2 separate regions of the Homo sapiens genome follow, and region 1 is linked to region 2. A link is an interaction called in ENCODE POLR2A ChIA-PET data of the cell type or tissue named here. Cell type or tissue: OCI-LY7. All regions are shown on one strand. Each heading gives the region's core, and the rest is flanking DNA. Links, peaks and the distances in the headings are about the cores only.

The links. Peaks named below come from ENCODE experiments on the same cell type or tissue, not always from the same donor. Only the 100,000 strongest peaks of a DNase experiment are listed, where the experiment ranks them.
Region 1: POLR2A ChIA-PET joins it to region 2 with 5 read pairs; 3 of 35 experiments call an interaction of 5 or more read pairs at or near these places.

Annotation. Positions count from the first base shown.
Region 1 is chr6:163,716,264-163,720,659 of GRCh38, forward strand. It overlaps LOC105378104 (a long non-coding RNA gene), which reads right to left and starts at 679. Exons shown (of 2, transcript XR_943216.3): 1 at 384-679. In OCI-LY7, for the core only: no CTCF peak of the experiment used is centred there; DNase peaks (open chromatin) are centred at 598 and 2,253; H3K4me3 peaks cover 646 bases.
Region 2 is chr6:163,658,763-163,663,158 of GRCh38, forward strand. No RefSeq gene overlaps it. Among named protein-coding and RNA genes, the nearest start is that of QKI, 250 kb to the left of the region's middle. RefSeq lists an enhancer at 2,683-2,822. In OCI-LY7, for the core only: no CTCF peak of the experiment used is centred there; a DNase peak (open chromatin) is centred at 2,589.

The DNA of each region.
Region 1 (4,396 bases), core at 133-4,132, 57 kb after region 2:
ACTTGAGCTCGGGAGGTAGAGGTTGCAGTGAGCTGAGATTGCGCCATTGCACTCCAGGCTGGGCGACACAGAGAGACTCCGTCTCAAAAAAAAAAAAAAAGGGTGAATGAAACCTGGCACAGAAGTGACCTGCTCCAGGTCACAGAGCTGGTGAATGGTGCATCCTAGAGGTCATGGTCCTGGGGGTCCTGCTCTTAGACCCCTGCTGTGTGAGGCCTGCCCTCCTGCTTGTTGCCTCCTCTCCATTGTGGACCAGTTCCCTGTGGAAACCTCCCACTGGCTTCACATAGACTTAAGAGAAGCCCCTTCCCTTAGCCCCTGCCCCCACACCCTAGCCCTGGGCAGCCCCGTCCAGGCTCCCCACCCTCCTGCCCCAAACCTACCTTTGGAGATGGAGGGTCAGGCTGTGCTGTGCTGACAAATAACCTCCAAACCTTCACAGTTTAAAACAAAAATGTATTTTTGCTGGGACCAGAGCACAGGTCTCCTAACTCCAGGTGCAGTGTGGGCGGTCCAGAGGCTGTGCCCATGACAGGCCCTGCTGGGGCTGCCCAGGCTTTGGCTGCACCTGGGCCTTGGGCCCTTGGCAGAAGGCGGAAGGGGAAGTGGGCACCATTAGGGTTCATTGCTTAGAGTGAGTCACGTGGCCACGTCTGGCTTCCAAGAGGCAGTGCAGACAACCCTGTGATGGAAGTGGGCGGGCTGGGACCTGCTGGGGGTGTCTCTGTCACCAGATATGCTCTCACTCCTGAGGGTCCTGGTTCTGGTCACACCCTCTGTCAGGATGCAGGAACTGGTGTTTCATCCGGAGGCCAGGTAGAGGGTCCCCTCCTCTGTGACTGCCCTGACCAGACACCACGAAATAACCCCGTGATTGGCCACCATCACCTCACTCTATTCTTTCTGTCTGACATTGATTACTACCTGAAATCTTCTTTTTTTGCCTATCATTTATCTGTCAATCATCTGTTGTCTATGTATCATCTATTTATCATCTCTGTACATGTCTATCATTTATCTGTCAATCATCTGTCACATGTCATCTGTCATTTTTCTCTGTCACCTATCATCTGTCTGTTATACCATCTGTCACCTATCTGCGCATCTGTCAATCAGTCATCTATCTGTTTAATCTCTGATGGACGCTCCCTGGGACAGCCGTCTGGTCTGTTGCCCCCCACAGTGTCCCCAGGCTGGAGCCATGTCCACCACGTGGTAGGTGCTCAGTACTTACTTGCTGAATGAATATCTGACTGAGAGGCCTGTGTGTGGTTGTAACATGAAGAGGCCATGGGGCCAGGTCACAGTCAGCATTACCATCCCCTGCCTTCAGCCCTGCCTCCTGTGGGTGATGGCTGGGAGAGGCTTCTGTTTTGCGGTGGAGGCAGAGAAGCAGGGGTGGGATCTGGAGAGGGTGTAAATAGTGATTAGAAGGAATGTAGGCGTGCAGGGGAAATGAGAGCGTCTGGGTAGCTGTTCTCTCTTATTTCATGTTTGCAGGATACTTTCAGATTCCAGAAATTTTTGGTGGTGCCCTTCAAGAGTTTAAAAGTCTAAAATCACCACTCAACAAGTGAGCCTTGTACTGTTTTAGTAAAACTGTTGACCACCTGTATTCATTTCCTAGAGTTGCCATAACAAAGTACCAAAAAATGAGTGGCTTAAAACAACAGAAGCTGTGGAGGCCAGAAGTCCAAGCTCAAGTTGTGGGTGGGGCAGTGCTCCCTCTGAAACCTGTCAGGAGGATCCTTCATTGTCTCTTCCAGCTTCTGGTGGTTTCCAGCTTGGAGCTTCTCAGCTTGTGGGTGCATCATTCCGTCTCTGCCCCTGTCCTCACCCGGCTTTTCCCTGTGTGTCTTCACGTCTCCCCTCTGAGTACATCTGTCCCCATGTCTGTCTTCCTCTTTGTAGAAGGACGCCAATCATATTAGATTACGGCCCACCCTAGTCATCTCATCTTAATGGGGTTGTATCTGCAAAGACCCTGTTTTCAAGTAAGGTCACATTCATGGGTGCTACGGGTGGAGTCTTCTAGATGACTTTCAGGGGACATAATTCAGACCATGGCAACTGACCCCATCCCTGCATCTTCACAAGTCATGTTGCAACAAGCCCACTATTGTTCTTTGTCGAGGGGCCTGACCAGTGCCTCGAGTTGTGCCCTTGTTTCCTGGGCCCCTGGCTACTCAGTTCAGCTCCATCTGACTGATGCTGCCAAACAGTGGGTTTGCTCAGTTGAGTCGAATGACCCAAATCTGGGGCTACATGTGGTGGCTTATTTATCATATGCAGGTGCCATGCTTGAGAGCCGCTGGATGGTGAGAGGGGAACTAGAAGAAATGGTCTGTTATATTTTCTTTAAGTTAGGAAAGATCCCTGGTCTGCAGTCAGGAGAGCTGGTTTTAGCCTAGTTTTGCTGCTTGTTAACTATGTTGCATTGGAAAAGTTATTCTTTCACCCTGGGTTTCAGTTCCTTCATCTGTAAAACTAGGGGATAGAACCAGAAGACTCTAAGGTCAAGTCCAGCACCGTAACATCAACATATTTGTAAGTTTTGGAAAAGATGAGACAATTCCCAAAATCTCTTTGTCTAGGGGTGGTGGTGTTTGTGTGTGTTTGTTTTTAGCTTATGTGTTGGTTCATGGAGCCAGATAATCAAATGTGAATGATTTTTCAGTTCTTCACCTTGAATAATATATTTTCCCCAAGAAGCCAGCATGACTCTGCTGCTAATCAGGGTTTCCAAATCATTAATTAATTCATTAAATAATTCAGTCGAGGTCCAAATGCCAATCAAGATGCAGAAAGAACAAGTGTTTTCTTGCTCTTAGTTATAAAAGCAGCCAAGCACAGCGTTCGTAAGTGGAATCTGGTTTGTGTGTGGCGTGGTTTGGTCAAGGGAGATGCTGGTGTCAGTGAGAAAGCAACACAGATGCTGTGGGTCTGGGGCCCAGATGTTCGGTGGCTGCGACGATCGGGCCCTGGCAGCACAGGCAGCCCCGACAGGAGCTTGTTCGTTCACAAGCCCACGATGACTGTGGTTCCCGGGCAGCAACAGTAGCAGATGGAGGCTGTGTTCCCACACTGGGCCTCCACCGCTCAGGGGAGGCATGTGTGAAAAGGCTCATTCCCTCCTTGGGTTTCCCAGGACCTCCTGTCAAGCTTGTTCTCTCGTTCCCGCTAGTCCAGCCACCTTCCTTGGCTGGAAAGGTTGGCTCTGGCAAGGAAGCCGCAGGAGCAGCTGTGAAGAGGGGAAGCCTAGCCTTTGGTGAGGCTGGAGACTGAGAGTGGAGGATTCAGACAGGCCTCTCCAGCCTCAGCTTGCAGGCTGACTGTCCAACAGCGGGTTCTCCCTGGTTTGCACATTTGGGAAGATTTCCTGTCTTACAGAGAATATTTTAGGAGTGTCGTCGGGAAGACTAAGACCACTGCATGTTTGTGTAGTTTGAGCCGGTGTTTCTCAAAGTTTAATAATGTATGCACCCCCTTTAAAGGACATCCTTTTTTGATTTAATTATGTTTATTATTCCGTTACATTAATGTGTACAAATAGAAAACTGGGAAAAAAACTTTATAGTTAGTTCTTATACATGTAACTAAATCACTAAAACAAATTTCCAAATTTAATGTGGAGAAAATTATAACAACAAATAATATTCAGATTAGTATTAATTGATTGTGATGACTGATGTCTTGCTGAGAAAAAGACCTAATGAATTTGTTTGTAACTGCCAATTATTATTTTGACATGTGAATTAATTTACTAGTGCACTCTAAGGTATAATACTGAATGGTTTTTTTAAAAGCACTTACCAAAAGTCCTTCCTTGAATATTGACTGCTGTATTCACTACTAATGAACCGTCACCACTTGGTGTGTACAAAGAGAGAATCCAAATAATACATCTGCGCCCAAAATAAATACGGACTAATGCTGAGTTTGGCATGTGTTACTGCTGTGTTTCGAGCAATGACTGTTCTCCCTCACGTTCCTCTACTCAAACTATTGCAAAACCTTTGTTTGTACCATAGGTGGGAATGCAGTACTTTTTTCTCAAGCCCTCTTTTCTTTACTCACTAGCCTCTAAAATAATAAGAATACTAATATGTTATCTCATTGGATCTAAGTAAGATGCCTTGTGATTTTGTGGACCATTAGGAAAGAGACACTGGTGCCGGTTAAAATATGAAACACTCTCAATTAAAGATGTGAAAATGTGAAAAAAAAATGCATGTTAGAATGAATGCAATAGAGAATTTTCGCAAATATTTGTATAGTTTTTATGTGTTAGCATTTTTAGAGTGTTTATGTACACGAATTCATTTAATCCTCACAACACTCTGTGAGGAAATGTGTCAGCCAGAACAGGCTAGCTTTTGTTGTGGAAACAACACCC
Region 2 (4,396 bases), core at 329-4,328:
GGCATTATTCGTTGACTTCATACAGTGCAGGATGAGGGCTTACTTATTTTTTTAACACCCTCCTGTCCTACTACACGTAAGCACACCTTTAGGCTCTTTTTTAAAACATTTGCTCAGCTTTCTAGGTACTTATCACCAATTATGCTACAACTCCCCCCCGGCCATAGAAATCTTCTCTCATTATCCTTAAACACGTTTGCAACTCCGTGGATAAGTGCTTGAAGGGATGGATACCTCATTCTTCATGATGTGCTTATTTCACATTGTATGCCTGTAACCAAACATCTCATGCACCCCATAAACAAACACATCTACTATGTACCTACAAAAATTGAAGCAATCCTCAGACACATGAGAAAGTTTATCAGCTTCATCTTGAGCCCATCTGTGGAGCACTCTGACCTGCTGCTAACTGCACTGATGCCCACCCGTCCAGCCACAAAGCTACCATTTTTGAACCATTTGTTGCCTTTTGGGAACTACCCTTGGCTCGTTCTTGTTTCAGCTCTCTGGTTTCCCAGACCCTAGTTTATGTCTTCCCTCTCCCCTTTTTTTGTACTTTAATCCTTATTTTATGGAACACATCCTCCTATAACTTTATGAAAAGATGTAGTAGGAGGTACATCTTTGGAGAACTTACTTGTCTGAAAATATCTTTATTCTATCCTCATACTTGATTAATGCTTTGGCTGTTACTGTATTCTAGGTTGGAAATAATTTCCCATTAACACTGTGAGGGATTTGCTCCAGTTTACAATATTGCTGGTGAGAAGTTGGATGGCATTTTGATCTTTTGATGCTTTGTACCATATCTATTTTTTTGTTTATTTTCTTCCTGAATCTATTTTCACCATAGTGCTGGACATTCAATGGTTCTTTCCAATTTGTAAACATGTGTTCTTCATTTTTTGAAAAACCTCTATTGAATTTTTTTTGGATGATTTCTTCTCCATTTTCTCTGCTCTGTCTTCTGGAACTATTATTATTTGGACATTGGATCTTGTAACCTGTCCTCTACTTTATTTATTTTAATCTTCCTATCTCTTTCTCTCTTCCTTCCTTCCTTCCCTCCTCTACCTTTTAGGAGATTTACTCAGTGTTTAGATTTCAATGTTCTATTAGATAGGATAGGTTTGGCTGCTAAAGTTGAGACATAGTGGCACGCACAAGTTCCTTCTCTCTACATAACAGGCCAGGCATGAGTGGTCAGGGCTGATGTCATGGCTTTGAGGTATCAGGGACCCAAGTGCCTCTACCCTGTAGCTCTCCCGTCCCTAAGGTGCTGGTCTCTTTGGTGAAGTTCAGGGTGTTCCACTACCATGTCCATATTCTTGCTCTTGGTTAATGGGAGGACACAACTTAGATGCTGCACACATTATTTTTGTTTACATGCTCTTGGTCAGAGCTTAGTCACCTCACCGCTTCTAACTACGGGGGAGCTGGGATGTGTGGTCTTTATTCTTGAATCTCATGTTCCCATCTAAAAATCGTGGGTTCTATTACTGTAGAAGAAGGGGGAGAATAGATATCAAGTGATCACTGAGTGTCTCTGTCACAATTCTCACTTTTGGTAACCCAAATATCCATGTACTTTCTTCCCCCACTCTCAAACACATTCACACCTTCCTAAGAAAGAGAACTTGAAAATCAAATTCACGGACTGCATCCCACTTAATAAGGTTCCTGCCTGCCGGCCCACCTTCACTCAATGCCCTGTGGAACCAGGATACATGAGCAGATAACCTCAGCAAAACTCCCACTGAAAAGGAGAATGGAGAAACCCACAGGAATTACTGTCCATTGTGATGCTCAAATCCTACTGGAGAATACGTGTTGGTGAGCCCTCCTGGCTACACCTGCTCTATGGAGGTGCAGTGGGCTGGGCTCTTTGCAATGAGACTCTGCACTCTAAGAGATGCTTCCTTGCCCATGATCCTCTATGGCCATATGGAGCATGTGCCCTGGAGACCATGCCCTTCTTTGGGACTAATGGCTTTTGTAGTCCATTTCCTGCAGGTTTGGAGAATCAAGAGTTTCTAACTGGTTAGAGAGTCACAGGCTTTTACAGATCAATTTGTATTTCTTTGGCAATGCAATCTACTCCAAAACATACACATCTTTCAGTCTATTTTCTCTAGCCAGTTCCATGTGTAGGAAACAGCCAGGAGTCTTATCTGGACAGTTTTTGAGCTTGATCTCTCGTGTATTTTTTGCCCCAGGCTTCTGTGTTCTTCCCATCTTCTCTTTCTCTCAATATAATAGTGGCCCCTTGAGGGTGTCTGAAAAAATGGGCTTGGGTGGAAGGCAACACTTGTATTCTGATTTTTGCCTGCTGGGCTGGCTTCCCTGATCTACCCAAGAACTCTTCAGGAGAGGTAACTGAGACAGGATTGGGGTCAGGCTTTTCTTTGCTGAGGCTCTCCCTCTTTAGAGCCACCCTGCTATCACTGCTTCATCTTGGGTCACAGAACCATTTGGCATTTTTCAACCCTGCAAAGCTGCCAATGCCCAGACTCTTAGCCAGCAGAGACTGCAGGCTGCAGAGGAGAAAGCTCACTTACCAGGGTTGCATTTCCTTCCATCTCTGTTTCATTTCCTCTCTCTCGCAGGCTTTTCTGAAAGGAGCAATGAGCAGACAACACATCTCAGCAGGACACAGTGTGGTGAGGCCAGGTTCATTGCCCCAGTGATGGGAAGGGCTTGGAAGGCAGGGCAGTGGGCCCCTGAAGGGGAGGCTGCATCATCCCACTGGCAGCTCCTGAACTTCTGTGTAGGAGGGGTTATGGGTAGGAAGACACTAGGGCACTTGTCTTGTGACTGTGTCTCAGAGTGGCATGGTGTGCAGTAGTCACTGCAGGGAGTTCTGGAGGAGTTGCTGTGGATTATGGGGGTTCAGCTCCCCCTGGGCCAGCCTGTGCTTTCTCTCTGGGCTAGAGCAAGGGGGGCACCTAAGATGATTAAGAGGAAGCTGGATCTTAGGCAGGTGATTAGGGCCAACCTCATGGTTTTGCCTGGGATCTGCTTTGTTTCCAAATGGACACAGGCAGAGAGAAGCTGTTGCAGAACTGTTTTTGTCCTTGAGGGTGAGTGAAGCTTAGCAGAAAAATTAGTCCCCTTCCCTATCTATGAATTGCTCCCCCATTGTTAATGCCTGTTTTAACTGGAGCAGGTCAGTGCGGGTCAGGAGGATTCATGATTTTATGGTGAATGAACTAGAACAGATATGGGATTACTGGCAGGAATTCAAAGCTCAGACACTTTCCTCAGACCTCTGACTTGCATAATGAAAATTCAGCTGCTCAATTCAATTGGGAGCCAGGTAAACAAGAGAAGGAAGGGTGAATAGGAAAAGGTAAATTAAATCATGAAGCAAATGTCAAGTAGAGGTAAAAGTAGAAGTTAGGCCTGACAGGGGGATGATTTTTGATTCACAATCAGTATTTCCTCCTACATTTCTGATGGGATCAATTTGGTAAGTGGAGGCTGCTGCCTGATGGAATTTGTAGAATCAGTTGGAGAAGGAAACTCCTGTAACCTCTCCCGCTGAGGAAGGACGCGCATCTGGTCTTTGTGGACTTCCCGGCTGTCCTTCCGCCTCCTGTTCCTGATGTGTTTGAAATCCCCAGCATTAACTGGGATTCCCTTCCATCACCGTGCAGCCTTGTTCAGTTCTGCTAGGGGATCAGTTCTTAGCACAAAATAACCCAGCCGTCCTCCACTGCAGCCTCTGGGGACCGGGGACACGGCAGTTTTATTTGTTGACTTCCAACTTCAGTCCTGAGCGGTGGGCTTTAGAACGAGCCTGGCTGTCTTTTATTCTTGTGTAGACTGGTTTTCCTCTAAGACCAGTGTCTCCCAGCCCTAGCAACTCCCTCCTCTGCTCCCGTGGAAAGCCTATGGCCCTGGGAGGGAACGCGTGTGACAAGGACAGAAACCCAGCGTCCAGCCGCAGTGTGTGCGGTCCCCTGACACAGAGATGTAGATTCAGTGACAGAGCCCAGGCCACTGAGCCATTTCCCTCTTTACTCCTGGGCTCGGGAGTAACATATTCAAGGGACCTCTAAACAGAAATATTGGTTAGTCTGTGGATTTGAAGCAAAACAGAGAAAGGGCTTGCCCAGATTCCTCCCCGTGCTTCACGGCAGGACCCAGAGTCCTCAGGCCCTTCTGGACCCCCGCCGGCTTCATTCCTAGACACTGAGCCATGGTCCCTGCCCTCTGGTTGCAGGGGTGACATGGGCATATAGAATGACAAACTCCAAAGCTGACTCAAGGCCACGTGGGGCTGAGTGTCCAATGGAAAAGGAACAGGAGGGTGGCCCGGGAGGTGGTGCAGAGCCCAGCGCTAGGGCCAGTGCACTGGGGTTTCAGCACCCGAATGGCTGCTTATCAGTGG